Regions from separate parts of the Homo sapiens genome. Here region 1 is linked to region 2. Evidence: read pairs that join two places in POLR2A ChIA-PET (ENCODE). Cell type or tissue: GM12878. All regions are shown on one strand. Links, peaks and the distances in the headings refer to the core of each region. The heading gives the core; the rest is flanking DNA.

Region 1 (11,219 bases), core at 5,849-8,348, 120 kb before region 2:
GAATCCAGGCTGTGTAAATCACCACACCTCTCCAGGCTGTGATTTCCTCACCAAAATGGGGATCATGTTTTATGTGGCAGACATTGCATGTTAACAACTCTACACCCACTTGCTCTACTTCTTTAGGAGGAGAATCACATTTGTTTTCAGGATGGGGAGGAAAGGTACCACTGAAAAAACTCACTCTTCCCGCTTCCCTTGGAGCAGAGGCCACTATGTGGCAAGAGATAACACATAAGGCCGGGCGCGTTGGCTTGTGGCTGTAGTTTCAACACTTTTGTAGGCAGACGCAGGAGGATCGCTTGAGCTCAGGAGTTTGAGACCAGCCTGGGCAACATAGCGTGACCTGTCTCTACAAAAAAAAAAAAAAAAATTTCCGGGTGCGGTGGCTCATGCCTGTAATCTCAGCACTTTGGGAGGCCGAGGTCAGTAGATCACCTGAGGTCGGGAGTTCAAGACCAGCCTGACCAACATGGTGAAACCCTGTCTTTACTAAAAATACAAAATTAGCCGGGCGTGGTGGCACATACCTGTAATCCCAGCTACTCGGGAGGCTGAGGCAGGAGAATCGCTTGAACCCAAGAGGCAGAGGTTGCAGCAAGCTGAGATTTCACCATTGCACTCCAGCCTGGACAACAAGAGTGAAACTGTCTCAAAAAAAAAAAAAAAATTAAGTTAGCCAGGTGTGGTGGCACACACCTGTAGTCCCAGCTACTCAGGAGGCCGAGGTAGGAGGTTCACTTGAGCCTGGGAGGTTGAGGTTGCAGTGAGCTGTAATCACACCACTGCACTCCAGCCTGGGTGATGGAGTGAGACCCTGTCTCAAAACAAAGAAGCAAACAAAAGACAGAAGACATGGGGCATTTGGAGATGAGATGCCTGGAAGTGCAACAAGAGGGTTAAAGCCGCACCCCAAGGGTGCTAAAATGTGAAGATCAAAGGTGTCCAAGTCCCTGGCAGCTTCATGGAGCCACTAAGTCACCTGGGGCTGCCATATCCAGACTTCTGAATGGCACTGGGGTTTGAATGCCTCTGTGAGGACGAAAGACAAGGCTCCTGGCCCTGTGAGAGCCCTCCAGCTGAAACTAGGCTCCCTACATCAGGAAAAAGCTGGAAGTCAGCTGTTTCTTCTTGGGACTGGAAAAACTGCCCAATAACCTTGGGCTGCAGCCTAGAAGTGGGTGTCTTGCCCTGGGCCATAGAAAAAAAAAAGTCACCCAAGATAAACTGAAAAAACAAACAAAGCAAAAAGAAAGAGAGAAACTCAATAGGTGGGTTTGACAGTAGTCTGTCATATTCATTTACTGGCCCTGTCATAATAAAACAGTAGAGTGGCTTAAGCAACAGCAATCTATTAACTTTCAGTTCTGGAGGCTAGAAGTCCCAGATCAGGGTGCTGGTGTTTGGTTTTATCGGAGGTCTTGCTCTTTGGCTTGCAGACGGCCACCTCCTTGCTGTGTCCTCACATGGTCTCCCTTGCGCATGCTCATCCTTCCTGCCCCTTGGTGCATCCACATTTCCTCTTATAGGGACACCAGTCAGATTGCATTAGGGGCCACCCTGATAGCCTCATTTTAACTTAGTCACCTCTTCAAAGACCCTATCTCCAATATAATCACACTCAGAAGTATTGGGGGCTATAGAACACCTATCAGAGGTGTTCGCCCAGAATACAGCACAGAGAGAGATAAAGAAATGTGAAACATAAAGGGGAAGTTAAGATGGAGGATGAAATGAAATGATCCATTATATATCTAATAGGATGTACAACAGGAATAGGAATTCCAATAAGAGACAGTAAAGAGGATGTGGGAAAAGCAATAAAGGAAACTATAATAGGGGCCAGGCATGGCCCAGAACTTTGGGAGGCTGAGGCAGGCAGATCACTTGAGGTTAGGAGTTCGAGACCAGCCTGGCCAACATGATGAAACCCTGTCTTTACTAAAAAATACAAAAATTAGCCAGGTATGGTGGCGGGCACCTGTAATCCCCGCTACTCAGGAGGCTGAGACAGGAGGCGGAGGTTGCAGAGAGCTGAGATCACACCACTGCATTCCAACCTGGGTGACAGAGTGAGACTCTGTCTCAAAAAAATAAAATAAAATAAAATAAAATATAGTAAAATATAATATATAAGAATTTTTCAAATTGAAGAAAGCACTGTCTTCACAGAGAAAAGCCATAGTTCAGAGTGGGATAAAAATAAATCTAGGCTGAGTGCAGTGGCTCAAACATGTAATCTCAGCACTTTGGGAGGCCAAGGCAAGAGGATCACTTGAGTCCAGGAGTTCAAGACCAGCCTGGACAATATAGGGAGACTCTGTCTCTACAAATAATTTTAAAATTAGCTGGGTGTGGTGGCATGTGCCTGTGGTCCCAGCTACTTGGGAGGCTGAGGCAGGAGGATTACCCGAGTTCAGGAGGTCAAGGCTGCAGTGAACTATGATTATGCCACTGCGATCCAGTCTGGGTGACAGAGCCAGATCTTGTCTCAAAAATAAACAAATAAATAAAATCTACGCTTAGGCATGTCTAATTGCACTTGGACAACTTTAAGGGTAAAGAGAAAACTTTTGAAGCTGCCAGAAGGGTGGGAAAGACAGATTCCTTTCAAAGAAACAATTAGACTAAAAAATAGACTTCTAATTAGCAACAATAGGAGCCAGAAAGGAGTAGACTAATATCTCCAAACACAGTGAAAAAATACTTGTCAGCCTAGAATTCTATACCTAGCTAAACTGTCACTGAAGAGTGAGATCAAAACATATTTCCAGGTTGGGCGTGGTGGCTCATGCCTGTAATCCCAGCACTTTGGGAGGCTGAGGTGGGTGGATCACTTGAGGCCAGAAGTTCAAGACCAGCCTGGCCAACAAGTCGAGACCCTGTCTCTGCTAAAAATACAAAAATTAGCTGGGTGTGGTGGTGCACACCTATAGTCCCAGCTACTCAGGAGGCTGAGGCATGAAAATAGCTTGAACCCAGTGGGTGGAGGTTGTGCCACTGCCCTCCAGCCTGGACAATAGAGCAAGACTCTGTCTCAAAAAAAAAAAAAAAAATATATATATATATATATATTTCCAGATATACATGATTTAGAGTTTACTACCCACAGGCCCTCACCAAAAGATTAAAGGATGTGCTTCAACAAGAAGGAAAATGATTAAAGAGATAGAGAAGTGAATCCCATCTTGGTCATGTTATTTGAGTCTTTGATCAAGTTCAACCTGAAGATACTCCTGAACTTTTCAGTTTCAGGTGCCCACAAAGTCCCAATTCATTGAGGGACGGGGAATGAGTTATAATGTTCTCTCATTTTCAACCAAAAGAGCCCTGATTGACACCACAGCTTTCCCATAGATGCTAACTAAATCAGTAAGATCGGTTCCCCCAGCTTGTTGTTTGAAAGAGGTAAATAAATATGTGTTAAATAAATGAAACATGGTCCCTGTCTTTGTGAATCATGGAATCTCATAACTATTGATCAGGAGAGTTCTGAAGACATTGAATCTTGGACTCTGTCCCCACCTGTGACATCCTAGTTTATCTGGTCTTTGGACCAAGACCCAGCCCATCTAATGAGATTTCCTTCCTGTTTGTAATCCCCACACCACCACCAGCACCACCACCACCACCATCACACACACACACACACACACACACACACACACACACACACTCCTATTAAGCTCACTGTCCCTCCGGGGCCTGTGCCCACGACACCCTCACAACCCCTTCTCTGTTCCCTAGCGCCACCTTGAACACTTGCCAGGATACGGCTCCCAGCACTGCAGTGTGGTTGGTGAGCAACAGCAGAACACCCACGTGGCTTTTATTCCTCGAGCATCCCACTGACATGTGCCATGTAGTGTCAGATTTGGGGGTGACTTTAGGCAGGTGGAAGCAGACTGGGAAAATGAGGTGGCTGAACTTGATCTCTCCAAGGGTCTTACAGCCACAGTGAAGGGAGCCATCAAAGAGCTGGGTCTCCCAGTTCCCCACCTCAAATAGAGTCGGTCCCTCATGGTTTCTCTTATATATCTGGCTTTGATGTAAGATATTCCTTGGAGAAAGGGCTCTGTAACAAGTTTTGTTTTTGTTTTTGTTTTTTTGAGACACAGTCTCACTCTGTCACCCAGGCTGGAGTGCAGTGGTGCAATCATGGCTCACTGCAGCCTCGACCTCCCAGGCTCAAGTGATCATCAGACCTCAGCCTCCTGAGTAGCTGGGACTACAGGCACGCACCACCATACTAAGCTAATGTTATTTATTTATTTTTTTTTGAAGAGACAGGGTTTCACCATGTTGCCCAGACTGGTCTCAAATTCCTTAGCTCAAACAATCCGCCCACCTTAGCCTCCCAAAACTCTGGGATTACAGGCATAAGTCATGGTGCCTGGCCTATAACAAGTTTTAAAGATAAATTTGGAGCTGGCTATGGTGGCACACAACTGTAGTCCCAGCTACTTGGGAGGCTGAGGCAGGAGGATTATTTGAGAACAGGAGTTCCAGGCTGCAGTGAGCTATGATCAAACCACTGTGCTCCAGCCTGGTCAACAAGCAAGACCCCATCTCTCTTTTTTTTTTTTTTTAGACGGAATTTTGCTCTGTCCCCCAGGCTGGAGTGCAGTGATGCAAACTCGGCTCACTGCAAGCTCCACCTCCCGGGTTCACGCCATTCTCCTGCCTCAGCCTCCCAAGTAGCTGGGACTACAAGGCGCCCGCCACCATGCCCGGCTAATGTTTGTATTTTTAGTAGAGACGGGGTTTCACCGTGTTGGCCAGGATGGTCTCGATCTCCTGACCTTGTGATTCACCCACCTCGGCCTCCCGAAGTGCTGGGATTACAGGCGTGAGCCACCGCGCCAGGCTGCGAGACCCCAACTCTTAAAAAAAAAAAAAAGTTTTGAAAACACCCAGAGTAGATGAAATCTTAAGATCCCATGCAATTCAGTGCTCCACGATCCCTCTGAAAGTGTAGAGACCAGAGAGTGATGGCAGAGACCTTGGGCATCCCAGAGGCCCACCGCTCCCCGTGGAAGACATCTTAGGAAGATGTCTTCTGCCCGCCCTGCTCCAGACAGATTCACCCCGCACCTTTGCAAGGGAAGAAGTCAGTGTAGCGTCCCGCTGCCCTCCTCACTGGGCTCCATGGGAGTATTCGGGCCCAGGCTTGGTGAGATGACCTGGAATAGCTCATCGTGCCTGGGAGCCCCCATTTCCCCTAATGGGCTCATCAGCACAGGCTCCAGCACCATGTATCCTGTTGGCTGAATCAGGCAGTCAGTTTCCAGAGCCCTGAGCTCAGCAGTGGGTGGGGGCTGCGAATTAGGACTCTAACCCAGAGGAGGTTGATGGACTCGTCGCCGTTTGTAAGCCGGAGCACAGGGTGTTTGGTCCGTCCAGCGCCCCCACAACTGCCACTCTTGCGGTCAGACAGACGTCTTCTGGGAGGCAAGTCCAGTTGGCCCCTCGGTGAGAGCGCAGGAGAAGCAGGCAGGCCCGTCCCTGGGAGACCGCCAGAGAAAGCCTGCAGGCATTGAAAGTCCCCAACTCGGCCGGGCGCGGTGGCTCACTGCACCCGCGGTGGTGATCCCAGCACTTTGGGAGGCCGAGGCAGGCGGATCACGAGGTCAGGAGATCAAAACCATCCTGGCCAACACGGTGAAACCCCGTCTCTAATTAAAAAAAGTACAAAAAATTAGCCAGGCGTGGTGGCGGGCGCCTGCAGTCCCAGCTACTAGGGAGGCTGAGGCAGAAGAATGGCCTGAACCCGGGAGGCGGAGCTTGCAGTGAGCCAATATCGCGCCACTGCACTCCAGCTTGGGCAACAGAGTGAGACTCTGTCTCAAAAAAAAGAAAAAAAGAAGTCCCCACCTCAAAGGCATAGCCCAAGGGCAAGTGGGCAGGGCCCTGGCAGTGTCCACCCAGTGGTGCACAAATGAGGTGGTGGCCTCCAGGACAAGAGGAAACAGGGCCTCCCACTGTCAGGATCCCCTCTCCTTCTCTTCCTTCTTTCCTCTGTGTATTAGTGAGGGTTCTCCAGAGAAACAAAATCAATAGAAGACACGGAAAGGAGACAGCTAGATTTCTCTTAAGGAATTGGCTCACACAGTTGTGGGGGTTTGCAAGTCTGAAATTGGAAGGGCAGGCCCCGGGCTGGAAACTCACGCAGGATTTTATTCTGCAATCTTGAGGCAGAATTTCTTCTCTGGGGAAGCTGATTTGCTCTTGAGGCCTTCAACTGATTGGATGAGGCCCACCTACATTACCAGGGATGATCTCCTTTACTTTGAGTCAATTGATTGTAGATGTTAAGCACAGCTACAGAACACCTGCACAGCAACACCGAGATTTGCATTTAATTGAGTTATAGCCTCGCCAGGCTGATGAGATTTGAGCCTCACACTCTGCTTCTCTTCATGTCCCTAGCCCTCCTGTCTTTGCACAGAAAGGCTTCTCCATGGGGTGAGCGTGGGGGGCATGGTGACCAGTAGCTCTGGGCTCCTGTCTTTCTGACTACATGACCAGAGAGGAAGGGATTCCTCTTCCCTGTCTCCAGTTTAAAAATTCCCAGCAAGGATGGACCCAGGAGTCTGGGTATGAAATGAGATGATGGCATCGTCTGGATCCTAAAGCGGGCGAGGGGGTAGTGGGGAGCGGCCAGGGACGATTCCCCCAGAAGAGAGGAGGAACACACACTCTTGAAAGGAGGAAGTGCCAGTGGCGAAGCAGGACCTGCCCCCACAGGTCTCCTCCTGCAGGCAGGTGAGGCTGCGCCCAGCCTTCCCCTAAATCTCTGCCTGCACCTGCCAGCCTAGACCCAGCTCCTCCCGGCCCCACCACAACCCCATCAAGGAACATGAAGAAGCCTGAAGCCTTCTCACTTCCTTTTTTTTTTGTAGACAGGGTCTCACTCTGTCACCCAGGCTGTAGTGCAGTGGCACAATTATAACTCACTGCAGCCTTGACTCCTGGGCTCAAGCAATCCTCCCACCTCAGCCTCCCAAGTTGTTAGGACTACAGGGGTGCACTACCATGCCCAGTTAATTATTTTTTTATTTTGTAGGCCAGGCACAGTGGCTCACACCTGTAATTCCAGCCCTTTGGGAGGGCTAGGTGGGTGGATCAACCTGAGCTCAGGAGTTCAAGATCAGCCTGGGCAACATGGCGAAACCCCATCTCTACAAAAAATAGAAAAAATTAGCCAGATGTGGTGGTGCATACCTGTGGTCCCTGCTACTTGAGAGGCTGAGGTGGGAGGATCACTTGAGCCTGGGAGGTGGAGATTGCAGTGAGCTGAGATCATGTCACTGCACTCCAGCCTGGATGACAGAGTGAGGCCCTGTCTCAAAAAAAAAAAAAAAAAAATTAGAGTAGGATCTCACTATGTTGCCCAGGCTGGTCTATGAACTCCTAGCCTCAAGTGATCCTCCTGTCTCAGCCTCCCAGAGCACTGGAATTATAGGCATAAGTCACCATGCCCGGCATTTTCCCGCCTCTTAAACACATTCCCCCATCATCGTTGTTTCCAGGGTATCTACTATGGCCTAGATGCTTGACACCCATTTCTCCTTTAATCAATGTCTCCTTAGTCAACAACCCTGGGAGCTTTTACAGAGGAGAAACCCAGAGAGGGGAAGGGACTTGCTCAAAGTCCCTCAGCTATTAAGCTGAGGATCCAAGACTTCGACTCAGAGACACAGAGGAGGAATTTCACACGTCTGTATGAAGCCAAAGCCCAGGACAGAAACTTCTCGCAGAAGCATGCTACTTCTCGCAAACAGCCTTTCTGGAAAAGCAATGAAGATTCGGGGTTTTTTATGATTTGGGCCAGACCTTGGCCCCCCTGGTTGGCTCAGAGGCGAGGCCTGGCTGTGGGGAAGGTATTTGAGAGTGAAGGTGTTTGTGTCCTTCCTCTGCCACGTCCTGGGCTTCCAGCTGCCAGCCACAGCTCTGACAGCAGACTTGCCTAAACCCCCTCATCTAATTAAAAAATAAAATCAAAGAAAGAAAACTTTTTATTACACTCTTCTAATGGTAGAAAATAGTTTCAGGCATAAAAAGGCGCTCAGCTGGCTACTTCCCAGGCATCAAAAATTAACAGCCACTACATTTTATTCCGAGGAATTAATGGAAAATTTTACATGGTGGTGTAAAATGCAGGGGACAAGATGAAGGACATGACTCTTCGTTGAACAGCTCAGTCCCTCGCTTGCAGCAAAGACACTGCTTTGGCCGCCTGCTCTGAGCAGGAACCATGGGTTCACAGGGGGCCAAGTGTGTTATGTGGGGGATGGAGGGGAGAGGTGGGGGGAATTGGCTGCAGCCTCTAGGGAAGCTTCTGAACCTCCCATCTGCACACACCTCTGAACCCTGGCCCCGTCAAGTTGTCATCTTTCCTGCAAGATCCCTTCACCCTGAATGATTGCTGATGGTCAAAACTTCAGACTCAGGGGCAGTAGGCCTGGGTTCTAGCCCTGGTTATGCCTCAGTCTCTCCATCTGTCAAATGGTCACTAGAACTCCAGGATCCTGAATCTCTGAATCCTATGTAAAATAAACTTGGTCTGTATCTTCTCCTAAAAATAGGAGCAAGAGCCTGGGCTTTGAAGCTGGGCAGACCTGGGTTTGAATCCAAGCTCGGCCACTCATCAGTTCCATGGCCTTAGGAGAGTCACCTCTCTGATCCTCAGTCGCCAACTCTGTAAAATGAGGACAATAGGACACCCCTCTGAGGAGGGCTGTGTGATGTAGATAACAGTTTGTCCCACCTTCTCTAGCTCCAGGGGCCCTCAAGTGAACTCCCAGCAACACAGGCCCAAGCTCCTTTTCTCCTTTTCTTGTTTCCACAAAAGAGTTTATCCTGAAACATGCCAGTGAGCAGTGAACACTACAGATGCCTACTGGGGCTAGTGGAGGGGAGGGTTTACATCACTCACTTGACAGCAAACCCCTGACAAGCCCTTTGGACCATGCTGGAAAGAGAAATCAGTTACTCCCTGGGGAGTGGGATGGAGTGGGCAGGGAGCAGAGGGAACTTTTCAGAACATAATGTGAGCATATTTGGGAAAGGCAATGTGCAATTCACTGTTATGTCTGTGCTTTTCCTTTTTTTTCTTTTTTTTTTTTTTGAGACGGAGTCTCGCTCTGTCGCCCAGGCTGGAGTGCAGTGGCATGATCTCGGCTCACTGCAAACTCCGCTTCCCAGGTTCACGCCATTCTCCTGCCCAGCCTCCCGATTAGCTGGGACTACAGGCGCCCCCCACCACGCCCGGCTAATTTTTTGTATTTTTAGTAGAGATGCAGTTTCAGCGTGTTAGCCAAGATGGTCTCGATCTCCTCACCTCGTGATCTGCCTGACTCGGCCTCCCAAAGTGCTGGGATTACAGGCGTGAGCCACCCCGCCCGGCCATCTGTGCTTTTTCTTTAAAATGTTCCTGAATCCAAATTTTAAGTTTCTAAATATATTTATTTTTAAATAATTATTTACATGTTTAATCATATTGGCAATTAAGTTATGCAAGGAGCTGTAAGCTCAGGGTGAAGTCCCCCTCCTCCTCGGCTTCTGTCCACTCCACGGCCTCAGGCGCCCCCTTGCCAGCTGTGTCCTTGCTCCTTCTCCAGCCTGGACCTTTCTCCAGACCACAGGGCCTCCTGGGCATCTCCCCCAATGCCCCACGTCCCACTCGGAGGGTCCAACATTGAGCATAGTGCTCCCCACCCCCACCCCCAACTCCTCCTCTGTGTCTCCACCAGCCACCCAGTCGTGAGCCAGGGTACTGGGCGCCATCCCCGCCACCCCCCTACTCCAATAACCACCCCCATGGATTCCACCTCTAGGACCTCAGTTGAGTCTGTCACCTACTCTCCACATCTGTCGCGCCAACCCTAGTTACCATCTCTTGGCTTACCGCCCCATGCCTGGAGCTTGGGCTCAGCCGGCAGCCTCACTGTTTGAGAGCCCCGCACGCCAGGCTATGTCCTGCTGCGGTACCTCTGCTCACACCACGCCCTCTCCCTGGCCTGCCCTTCCCTCTCTTTATTTCTCCACCTCGTGTGCCCTACCTCATCTCAACCTCACACTTAACTCATTTCTAGACACTCTGTACATCACCTTCTAGCCTGGTTCAAGCAATCAACTGCCTTCGAAAACACGTGATGAGCACCTGATGTCTGCTGGGGACACAGCGCTGAGTCCCTGCCCTCAGGGAGTGCCCAGTCTAATGAAAAAGACAGACACAGACAACTAAAATCCTGTTTTGATGATGCCGGGGTGAAGGGTGCTTACAGGACTGGATAGAAGAACCCCCGACACAGCTGGGGGATCAAGAACAGCTTCCTGGGGGAGGTGGGGTTTCGGTCAGGCCTCATAGGCGGAGGACGTATTCAGCCCACACAGTTGGCAGAGGGCACAGCATTGGTAAAGGCCTGGGGTCACCTAAACAGCCTCAAGAAATCTCCTCCCGGAGGCTCCTTTGCCATAAACCTAGGCTGGGAGCATTTCCAATTCCTTGGAGCACTGCCCAGAGGAAAACTCTCTATGAGGATGAAGATTTATTTATTTGGTTGTAAACTGAAAGCCAGACCAACGCAGGGCATAAAGAGGAGGGACGATAAAGAGCTGGCAAAGGATGGCGCCCTGCAGCCCGGGGACCCTGAGCCCGCTCTCCCCTCTGCCGAGGACAGCGCCCTGCAACCTGGGGACCCTGAGCCGGCCCTCCCCTCTGCCGAGGACAGTATCCTGCAGCCGGGGGACCCTGAGCCGACCTTCCCCTCAGCTCAGTGCTCCTCCAACAAAGGTCCCGTCACAAACACGTAGCAAGCGCCTGCTGTTTACCAGCCCTGTGCCAGGCGCCGGGGATATAGCAGCGAACGAGACAAAGCCCCTGCTATCAACCAGAGATGGACGTGGACCTGGCAGTGACAGGCCAGGGCTGTGCTGAGGCAGCAGGAACCCTGGGGCCTCGAGAACCCAGAGGCAGCCCCTGGCCTGGCCTGGCAGGTGTAGAGGAGCAAGAGAGGGTAGACAGAGACAGCGTCCAGGAGCCAAGGCCAAGTGAGGGAAGAGGGTGTGCAGGATGCCCCCCAGCTGTGCCCTGGGGCCTCTGTGTCCTCAGGGGCCCTGACATGAGACCACCACCATGGCCCTGCTTCTCCCACCCCTCAACTCGCACCCCACGCAGCCACCCCAGACCTCCTGCTGCACCCCCGTCTTTTTTT
Region 2 (11,208 bases), core at 8,527-11,026:
CTTTATATTATATGTTAAAATAATAATGTTAATATATCGGGTTAAATACCAGGAGGTGGAGGTTGCATTGAGCCAAGATCGCACCACTGCACTCCAGCCTGGGCGACAGAGCAAGACTCCATCTCAAAAAAAAAAAAAAAAAAAAAAAAAAAAATATATATATATATATATACACATACACACACACACATATATATACATATATATATACACACACATATATATATACACACATACACATATATGGTTAAATAAGATATATAATTAAAATTAATTTGATCTTTTTAAAAATTGCTTTTAATGTAGCTACTAGAAAATTTTATTTCATTTATTTATTTAAGATTATTTTTGCCATTAAAGACAGAACTTTTTGTTTAAATAGAGATGGGGGCCAGGCGCAGTGGCTCACGCCTGTAATCCCAGCACTTTGGGAGGCCGAGGTGAGTGGATCACGAGGTCAGGAGATGGAGACCATCCTGGCTAACACAGTGAAACACCGTTCTCTACTAAAAATACAAAAAAAATTAGCCGGGCATGGTGGCGGGAGCCTGTAGTCCCAGCTACTCGGGAGGCTGAGGCAGGAAAATGGCGTGAACCCAGGAGGCGGAGCTTGCAGTGAGCTGAGATCGCGCCACTGCACTCCAGCCTGGGCAACAGAGTGAGACTCCGTCTCAGAAAAAAAAAAAAAAAAAAAAGAGAGAGATGGGTTTTACCATATTGCCCAGGCTGATCTTGAACTCCTGAGCTCAAAAGATCCTCTCACCTCAGCCTCCCAAAGTGCTGGGATTACAGGCGTGAGCCACCATGCCCGGCTGAACATTTTAAATTACATATGTTGTTCATACTATATTTCTGTTGGGCAGCGCTGCTCTAAACCTAGTAAGTTCTCAGTCCTCATGCAAGAAAGAAACTAAATCAATATCAGGGATAGGAGCATTAGCTCAGGGACAAATGATGAGAATCCCACATGTATAAAGAGCTTTGGAGACCAACTAACCTTGGAGGTCAAATAGCTTTCAACTTCTGATCAACTACAGTGACTGCCTGGAGCAACATATAGAAAACAGATTCTGAGCAGGGATGGTGAGGGAAGGCAAGGGTTGAAAAACTACGTGTTAGCCAGGCATGGTGGCTCACGTCCGTAATCTCAGCACTTTGGGAGGCCAAGGTGGGTGGATTACTTGAGGTCAGGAGTTTGAGACCAGCCTGGCCAACATGGTGAAGCCTTGTCTCTACTAAAAATACGAAAATTAGCCAGGTGTGGTAAAGGGCACCTGTATTCCCAGCTACTCGGGAGGCTAAGGCAGGAGGATCACTTGAGCTTGGAAGGCAGCGGTTGCAGTGAGCTGATAGCACTACTGCGCTCCAGCTTGGGTGGCAGAGTGAGACTCTGTCTCAAAAAAAGAAAAACTACCCGTTGGTACAATGTCTAGTATTTGGGTGATGGGTACACTAGAAGCCCAGCCACCACCATTATGCATCTAATACCCATGTAACAAACAAGCACATGTACCCTCTAAATCTAAAATTTTTTAAATGAATGTAACTTAAACATAGAAAAGGTAATGCAGTGTGCTATGATTTTACAATGGCAACAATGTCACTAGATGACAGAAAATTTCCAGCTCCATTATAATTTTATGGGACCACTGTCACATATGCCATCTGTTACTCATGGAAACATCCTTACATAGCATGTGACTGTATTACTATGGTGGCTGTCAAATAGTTATTTTCTAATTTAATCATTATTTCTACTTTTATCAGTTCACATTTTACTATAAGAAAGGGCTTTCTTTAAATGTGGCACATATATACCATAGAATACTATGCAGCCATAAAGAATAATGAGTTCATGTCCTTTGCAGGGACATGGATGAAGCTGGAAACCATCATTCTCAGCAAGCTAACACAGGAACAGAAAACCAAACACCGTATGTTCTCACTCATAGGTGGGAGTTGAACGATGAGAACACATGGACACAGGGAGGGGAACATCACATACCAGGGCCTGTCGGGGGGCTGGGGACAAGGGGAGAGAGAGCCTTAGGACAAATACCGAATGCATGCAGGGCCTAAAACCTAGATGATGGGGTGATACGTGCAGCAAACCACCATGGCACACGTATACCTATGTAACAAACCTGCACGTTCTGCACATGTATCCCAGAACTTAAAGTAAAAATAAAAAAAAAAAGAAAGGGCTTTCTTTTATCCCCTATTTATTTATTCATTCATTTATTTTAACAGTAGGGGATCATAAATTTTTATTTTATAGTAGTCTCCCCTTACTTGCAGTTTTGCTTTCCATGATTTCAATTACCCAAAGTCAATCATGGTCTGAAAATATTAAATGGAAAATTCCAGAAATAACTCATAAGTTAAAAAAAAAAAAAGATTCTGAGGTGAGATCCAGGCTCAGCAAAAAATGGGTAGGTGATTGAATAGTGATGTCTGCCATGGGTACAGTATTAGAGTAATGCCACACATGTTGTATGTTTGTCATCCTTCCTTTCATCTTATGCCACATTTTATAGATAAAGGTAGATTGAAGCCCAGAGAGGTCATGGGGTTTGCCCAAGGTCACACAGCTAGCAATAAAACCTGTGAAGCGGCAGAAGAGAGGTGTGGGAAGCATGGCGTTCCCTACTTCCACCCACCTGTGCTTTCCTCGTCCTCCTGCCTGCTGGGGTTCAGGGCCATGACCTGTACGGTCACAGAGTTTCGAGACACGGTGCCACCACTGTGTCCTGGAGGCCACACCTTGTGGGTCTGCATGTGTTTCTTAACATTAGACTTCTGGGCAAAGGCACGGCCACATGCAATGCACTGGAAGGGCTTCTCACCGGTGTGGCTGTGGAAGACAAGCTTGTCAGTGCCCTCCTGCAGGAACGGGGACGAGGCCTCAGCCCAGGAGCTCACAGCCACAAGGAAGGCCCAGAAAGAACATCCAGATGCCACTTGCCACATTCTGACACCACGGCGACAAGCCCCTTCGCTGAGGCAGGCAGACCAGAGATGGAAAGACCCTGGGTTCCGGGTCACGTTACTGAGCTGCTCATCAACAAACCCTGGAGCCGCCCTCCTCTGACCATCTCATACTGTGACAGAACATTTCCTAATTGTTCAAGCCCATTTAAATGAGGACTTCTGGCCTGGCACAGTAGTTCACGCCAGTAATCCCAGCACTTTGGGAGGCCAAGGCAGGTGGATCACTTGAGGTCAGGAGTTCGAGACCAGCCTGGCCAACATGGTGAAACTCTGTCTGTACTAAAGATAAAAAATTAACTGGGTGTGGTGGTGTGCATCTATAATCCCAGCTACTCAGGAGGCTGAGGCAGGAGAATTGCTTGAACCCAGGAGGCGGAGGTTGCAGTGAGCCAAGATTGCGCCACTGCACTCCAGCCTGGGTGACAGAGTGAGACTCCATCTCATAAATAAATAAATAAATAGGGACTTCTGTCATTTGAAGCAAAAAACATTCAAGTTGTCACAGCACAGCACTTGTACCACAGTTTAACATTTTTCTTCAAATCAACTCACTTTTTTAAAACTTAAAATAATTTTGTGGCTCACGTATGTAATTCTAGCACTTTGGGAATCTGAGGCGGAAGGATCACTTAAGCCCATCAGTTGGAGGTTACAATGAGCTATGATCATGCCACTGCACTCCAGCCTGGATGACAGAGTGAGACCTTGTCTCTAAAAATAAAATAAATGAAAATAAAATAATCTTTAAAAAAGGCTTATTTTTGTTATTCTATGTGGAAAACCACTTATCATAAAGTAAACAAAAAAAAATGCAAGATCTAGAGCTATACTGTCCCATAAGGTAGACATAAGCCATATGGGGCTATTTAAATTTAAATTCAAGCCCAGCATGGTGGCTCACACCTGTAATCCCAGCACTTTGGAAAGCTGAGACGGAAGAATCGCTTGAGCTCAGGAGTTCAAGACCAGCCTGGGCAACATGATGAAACCCTGTTTCTACAAAAAATACAAAAATTAGGTAGGTGTGGTGGAGCGAGCCTGTGGTCTCAGCTACTTAGGAGGCTGAGGTAGAAGGATTGCTTGAGCCTGGGAGGTTGAGGCTGCAGTGAGCTGAGATTGCACCACTGCATTCCAGCCTGGGCAACAGAGCAAGACCCTGTCTCAAAAAACAAAAAAAAATTAAATTCATTAAAATAAAATAAAATACAAAATTCAGTTTCTCAGACTCACTAGCCACATTCCAAGTGCTCAACAGCCATGTATAGTCAGTAGCTACCATATTGGACAGCGCCAGTTTGAGCATTTCTTTTTTGTTGTTTTTTGAGACAGAGTCTCACCCTGTCACCCAGGCTGGAGTGCACTGGCACGATCTCAGCTCACTGCAACCTCTGCCTCCTGGGTTCAAGGGATTCTCCTGTCTCAGCCTCCAGAGTAGCTGGGACTACAAGCACCCGCCACCATGCCCAACTAATTTTTGTATTTTTAGTAGAGACGGGGTTTCACCATGTTGGCCAGGCTGGTCTTGAACTCCTGACCTCAAGTGATCTACCCACCTCAGCCTCCCAAAGTGCTAGGATTACAGGCGTGAGCCACCATGCCCAACCCAATTTGAGCATTTCTATCGCTACAGAAAGTTCTATTGGACAGCGACAGCACTTGTGTAGACCAGTTCTCAACTGAGGCCAGTTTTGCCCTCCAGGGAACATTTGGCATTTTTGATTGTCACAGCTGTAGCTGCAGTACTACTAGCATCTAATAGTTAGAGGCCAGGGATGCTCCTAAACATTCCACGATGTGCAGGTCAGCTCCCTACAGGAAGGAATGATGTGATCCAAGATCCAAAACGTCAGTAGTGGCAAGGCTGAAAAACCCTGGTCTAGATAGAAGCTGTTGCCAGCCATGGCTGGAATGTGAGGTTTGTTCTCTCTCTCTCCCTCTCTCTCTCTCTCTCCCTCTCTCTCTCTCTCCTTTTGTTATAAGAGACGAGCATGTATACCAAAGGTGCTAAAGACCAATTATACCAAATTGAGGTTTTCTCTATGACTTCCTAAGGACTGAAATTGCAAAGGGAATAATTTTCCCACTACATTTTTCAGAACTTTTCAACCCCATATTCATGAACCACCAAAAATCATCTCATCGGCCAGGCACGGTGGCTCACACCTGTAATTCCAGTACTTTGGGAGGCCGAGGCGGGTGGATCACCTGAGGTTGGGAGTTCAAGACCAGCCTGACCAACATGGAGAAACCCCATCTCTACCAAAAATACAAAATTAGCCGGGCGTGGTGGCGCATGCCTGTAATCCAAGCTACTCGGGAGGCTGAGGCAGTGGAATCACATGAACCCAGGAGTCAGAGGTTGCAGTGAGCCGAGATTGCACCATTGCACTCCAGCCTGGGCAACAAGAGTGAAACTCAGTCTCAAAAAAAATCATCTCATGTACCAGTGCATTTCACTGTGTGAGAAATGAACAAGCCCAGCCTCCCCTTCCACAGATGGAAAAACCAAGGCCCAGAAGGGATCCCTGCATGGTTAGTCTGGAGTGAGCAGAGAGCTCACAGAGTCCTATTTGCAGAGTATGGCAGCCCTGGTAGGCCAGCCTGTTCTGCAGAGGGGAGGCCTAAGACAGCACTAACACATCTGTGAAACCCCTCTGGGTTCAGTGCTTTTCTTCCCCTACACGGCCCATCCCTGACCTTCCCAGTCTCTATGGGCAGGTCCCACAGCTTTCACAGGTCCCTCCCACAGCCTCTGAGATAGAAGAGGGAAAACCACCCGACCTGGACTACAGCCTGAACATGCAAGTGCAGCCTGGGTCACCCCACAGGCTAGGGGCTGAGAAGGGAGTCTCGCTTCCAGCACAGATGGTCCCAGCCACACCTGCCCAGGAGCCACCTGCCTCACCACGCATGTGTACCTTCGGATGTGCTGCTGCAGGTCAAAGTTTTTGGTGAATGACTTGTCACAGTATGAGCACTTGAGTTTCTGAGCCTTTGGCTTCCCTGCAGCTGAAAGACAAGTGGAAGGAGGGGACAATGAGGCTGGGGGTGCAGCTCAGGGCACCAAGGGCAGCCTCTGACTACTGTATCTGAGCCAGACAATCCATACCCCAGGGAAGTCTATGCCCATACACAGGCCAGGGAGGAGACATGGGAGAGCTTCACAGGGCCTGGAGAGGAAAGCCCAGGACATGCTCCAGCTGGGAAAGCAAGATGAATCCTTCAAAGGCTCCCCTCTGCCCTACAATCAAATCCACGCTCTTTGCCATGGCCCACAGCACTCTGTATCCCCTTACTCCTGACAACCTCATCATTCTCTCCATCCAGCTGCAGTGGACTCCTAGCTAACCTTGCTAACCTTAAAAGACTTCAAGCATGTTCCTGCCTCCGGGCCTTTGCACCTGCTGTTCCCCCTTGCCTGGAATGCTTGTCCCACAGATACCCACAAGGCTGCTTCCTTCTCCTCCCACATGAATAGGTAGAATCATTTTCCAGCCTCTCCCTAGTTATTCTCAATCATAAGACCCATTAACCTCCTTCCTGGAGCAACCCAGAAATATTTATTTATTTATTCCCTGTCTGTCTCTTCCATTAAACTGAAGGCAGAAGGAATCATAGACCAAGAGACTAGATTCCAGTGCCTGACATGGGGCCTGGCACACAGATGCTCAATACATCATTGTGGAAGGAAGGAAGGGGAGGAGTAGTTGACTGGAAAGCCACTGAAAAATTCTCAATTTCTATCCTCTCCATCTGCTGCCTGCTCTGACACCACCTCCCACCCCATACTTAGCATCTGCATTAGGATGGCAGATACTACTGCTTGCCTAATATCCACTCTCTCCTTCTTCACTCCTCACAAATCCCATAATGGGAATATCAATGTCCCTAGCCAAAATAGACACTTCCCAGCTTCTCTTGCAGCTAGGTATGGCCATGTGACTAAGTTTTCATCAATGAGATATGAGCAAAAATATCAAACAGAACTTCTAGAAGCTGGGAGAAGCCCCTTTTATCCTTCTCTTTCCCTTCTTCTTACTGCCTGGAATATTAAAGTGATGACTGGAGCTCCAGCAGCCATCTTAGACAATGAGGCACCAGGATAACTGATACCATGTTCTGGAGGTGGTGGAAACAGAAAGACAGAAGAAACGAGGGTGCCTGGTGCCCATGCAGTCACATGATCCCCAGATTGTCTGGCTTCTGGCCTTGACTTACACAGGAGAGAAACAAAATTCTATCATTTTGAAGTCATTGATATTTTGAATTTTCTATTACATGCAACCAAACTTGAACAACCATAAAAGGGAAGACCAGAACCAAGTAGCTTGTGGATTGGCCAATGTTGAGGAAAGATGCCCATGGCAGGCTGGGGGCCCACCTTCCGGGAGTCCCCTGGCACCTTTAGCTCGTCGGGTCTTCAGCGTTGCTGGAGAGTCAAAGGTGGCCACCGTGCCCCCGGTGGCGCTGGTCATGGGGGCGGCGGGGTTTGGTCCTTTGGGTTTGAATCCCTGTTTGCCAGGGCTGTACACTGTGGGGGTGGGATATACTGGAGGCTCCACACACTGGTTTGGCACCTAGGAGGACAACACAGTCAGGGAAAAAGCCCTGCCAGGGAAGGGGAAGAGCTCCCAGCCAGGGGCACTCTCCCTGCCTCCCTGATTGACCTCAGCCGCTCTCCCCTACATCACCATCACAGCCCCTCCACCTGGCCCGGTCACCCAAGCCACTCCCAAGCTCCCTTAGAACTTCATGAAGCCAGGAGGCCAGAACAGCTATGGAGCCAGGCTGCCTGGATTCAAATCTTGACTCTTCCACTTAGCACCGAAGTGACCTTAGGCATCTTTTTAATTTCTCTGTCTCAGTTTCCACATCTGTAAAATGGGACTCATCATAGTACCCCTCTCATGCGGTTACTGTGAAGATTAAATGAAGCAACATATAAAGGGCTTAGAACAGTGACTGGCATAGAGTGAGCATGCAATACACATTAGCTGTTATTATTTGCCCTGTCTATTCTTATCAGTGGTACTTTGCTAGCATTAAGAGAACTAGGTGGCTGAGCCTGGTGGCTCACACCTGTAATCCCAGCACTTTGGGAGACCAAGGTGGGCAGATCACCTAAGGTCAGGAGTTTGAGACCAGCCTGGCCAACATGGTGAAACCCCATCTCTACTAAAAATACAAAAATTAAGTCAGGCATGGTGGTGTGTGCCTGTAATCCCAGCTACTCAGGAGGCTAAGGCAGGAGAATCACTTGAGCCTGGGAGGCGGAGGTTGCAGTGGGCCGAGATCGCGCCACTGCACTCCAGCCTGGGCGATGGAGTGAGACTCTGTCTCAAAAAAAAAAAAAAAAGAGAGAGAGAGAACCAGGAAGTCAGAGGGGTCTGTGCTCCCCCAGCTGCTCCACTTCCTGACTGACACTACCCAATGCCAGAGTAGCAGGCTTCTCTTCACTGAGAACTGAAGCCACGAGAAATTACCAAATGAATTCTGAGGCATTCAGATTTTTCTTGCTCTATTGTCCAGGCTGGAATGCAATGATGTGATCTCGGCTCACTGCAGCCTTGACCTCCCAGGCTCAAGCAACCCTCCCGCCTCACCCCACCAAATAGCTGGGATAACAGGCACACACCACCATGCCCAGATAATTTTTGTGTAATTTGTAGAGACAAGATTTCACCATGTTGCCCAAGCTGGACTCAAACTCCTGAGCTTAAGTGATCCACCCACCTCGGGCTCCCAAAGTGCAGGGATTACAGGCGTGAGCCCCTGTGCCTGGCCTATTCATCATCCATTGGTCTTCCTGAGGTGTCCTATCCAAAATCTCTGGCCAGGCACGATGGCTCATGCCTGTAATTCCAGCACTTTGGCAGGCCGAGGAAGGAGGATCACTTGAGCACAAGAGTTTGAGACTAGCCTGGGCAACATAGGGAGATCTCATCTCCACAAAACATTAAAAAAATTAGATGGGCATGGTGGTGCATGCCTGTAGTCCCAGTTACTCAGGAGGCTGAGGTGGGAGAATCATCTGAGCCTGGGAGATCGAGACTGTGGTGAGCCGTGATCATGCCATTGCACTCCAGCCTGGGTGACAGAGCAAGACTCAGTCTCAAAAAAAAAAAAAAAAAAAGAATTCAACTCAGCAAAAAGCCCAAAGTTGAAAAAATATTTCAGACAAATATAAATAAATAGAAAGCTACAGTTGGAGTAATAAAATCAGACAAAGCTGAAAAAAAGGTACAAAAAAAATTATAAAATCTGGCCGGGTATGGTGGCTCATGCCTGTAATCCCAGCACTCTGGGAGGCTGAGGTGAGAGGATCACTTGAGGCCAGGAGATGGAGACCAACCTGGGCTAAAGTGAGACCCCTATCTCTAATTTAGAAAAGAAAAAACATCCCTCTGCAGAAATACCTTGCCTGGTTTCTATTTTCCTGACCAAACCCTGACCAATACAGCACTCAATAAATACTTGTTGGGACGGGTGTGGTGGCTCATGCCTGTAATCCCAGCACTTTGGGAGGCCAAGGCAGGCAGATCACCTGAGGCCAGGAGTTCGAGACCAGCCTGGCCATCATGGTGAAACCCGTTTCTACTAAAAATACAAAAAAAATTAGTTGGGCGTGGTAGCTCATACCTGTAATACCAGCTACTTGGGAGGCTGAGGCACGAGAATCGCTTGAACCTGAGAGGTGGAGGTTGCAGTGAGCCGAGATCACACCACTGCACTCCAACCTGGGCGATAGAGTGAGACTCTGTCTCAAATAAATAAATAAATACTTGTCACGTGAATAAATTCAGCCATCACTCAAGGCATTACTGAGTAATTAATGTGACTGCCACTGGCATAGGCTCTTATTATCCTCAACAGCTTTTCAGGAGAGTTCCCATTTTAGAGGAGCGCAGACTGAGGTCAGACAGTCCAATGTAAGATATCTACTCTAGGAGTGCTCTGCTAGGTGCTAAGGATGCAAAGTCTAGTAAGACTCAGACCCTGCCCTCAAATACCCTCATCTACATGGAAAATCAACAGCAGCAGCTCCTTCTGTGCTGGTCCTCTCTGGGCTGGTCCCCTCTGACTACCACAAGCCACCAGCATTATCTCAGCATCCCACTAACTTAACTTTTTCTCAATGCAATAAATTCCCTAGAGAAGCTTGTTCTATTCTCCCAGGGTAGGGCAAATCCCCTCGCAGCCCCTCAGAACATCACGTGAATGCCTCGTGGTGGGATCTTCCCACTGGTCTGGGCTCTCTTTACATAAAGAGACTACCTGACAGGGGATGTCTGTGGCTGGATTCTATGGTGAGTCTGAGTTAGTGTGATTTCTAGTGCAGGTGGGTTGTTTCTGTCATAACCATACCCTCTAGCACTGGTGTCTTGGAAGGTTCTATGAACTCAGTGCATTTCAAGTAGATGGCCTATAACTTAGAGCTCATTGGCAGGGAATTAGTATGGTACATTGATTGTATTATGGCACCAATTCTTTGCCCCTCCCTGTACCCAAGCCTTTGCAGTGTGACTCTGCAGTTCCTCCCATCAAGAGGTGGCATCTATTTCCCTACCTGCGCTATCTAAGCTGGACTTGTGATCTGCTTTGGCCAATAGAAGTGATTCTGTGTTACTTACAAGCCTAAACCTCAAAAGGCCTTGGGCATTTCTGTCTGCATTTTTGCACCTCCACCATGGCCATGAGAACCTAGTGGAGGATGAGAGTCACGCAGAACAGAGCTGAGTCACCCCACTTGTCCCAGCCCAGGCCATCCTAGAGCAGCTGACAGCCAGCCAACGTTCAGACATATGAGTGAGCCCAGCCAAGATCCGCAGTTGTCTAGCTGACCACTGTAAACACGTGAATAATAAACACTTTTGGTATATGCCACTGATGCCTGATGGATATTTCTTACCCAGCAATAGCTAACTGATACACCTAGCTTATTAAAAACTGTAAGAGACACTCAGGCAGATAATTTTTTTGAATCTTTTTTCTTTTTTTTGCCTGAAAAGGTAGGCATTCTCTGACTGTTCTGAGCATTACCTGCAGGCAGCTTATATTTCTGCTACAACCTGTACTCCATTCCACCTTCTCATGGCTTGCATCTTACATCTGTGGGTGTGATGCTTTGATTAAAGTCCTTCTCCCCTGTGATGTGGTACACCCCATGAAGGCCAGGACCGGGTCTGGTTTTCATGGTATCCCCAGCACAGTGTCTGG

Evidence for each region. Peaks named below come from ENCODE experiments on the same cell type or tissue, not always from the same donor. Only the 100,000 strongest peaks of a DNase experiment are listed, where the experiment ranks them.
Region 1: POLR2A ChIA-PET joins it to region 2 with 5 read pairs; 2 of 35 experiments call an interaction of 5 or more read pairs at or near these places.

Annotation. Positions count from the first base shown.
Region 1 is chr20:33,870,868-33,882,086 of GRCh38, reverse strand. No RefSeq gene overlaps it. Among named protein-coding and RNA genes, the nearest start is that of CHMP4B, 65 kb to the right of the region's middle. RefSeq lists an enhancer at 10,825-11,219. In GM12878, for the core only: no CTCF peak of the experiment used is centred there; a DNase peak (open chromatin) is centred at 6,812.
Region 2 is chr20:33,753,508-33,764,715 of GRCh38, reverse strand. ZNF341 (zinc finger protein 341) reads right to left here. Exons shown (of 15, transcript NM_001282933.2): 6 at 7,373-7,568; 7 at 5,910-6,000; 8 at 2,661-2,854. Among named protein-coding and RNA genes, the nearest start is that of ZNF341, 27 kb to the right of the region's middle. RefSeq lists an enhancer at 2,830-3,331. In GM12878, for the core only: no CTCF peak of the experiment used is centred there; no DNase peak of the experiment used is centred there.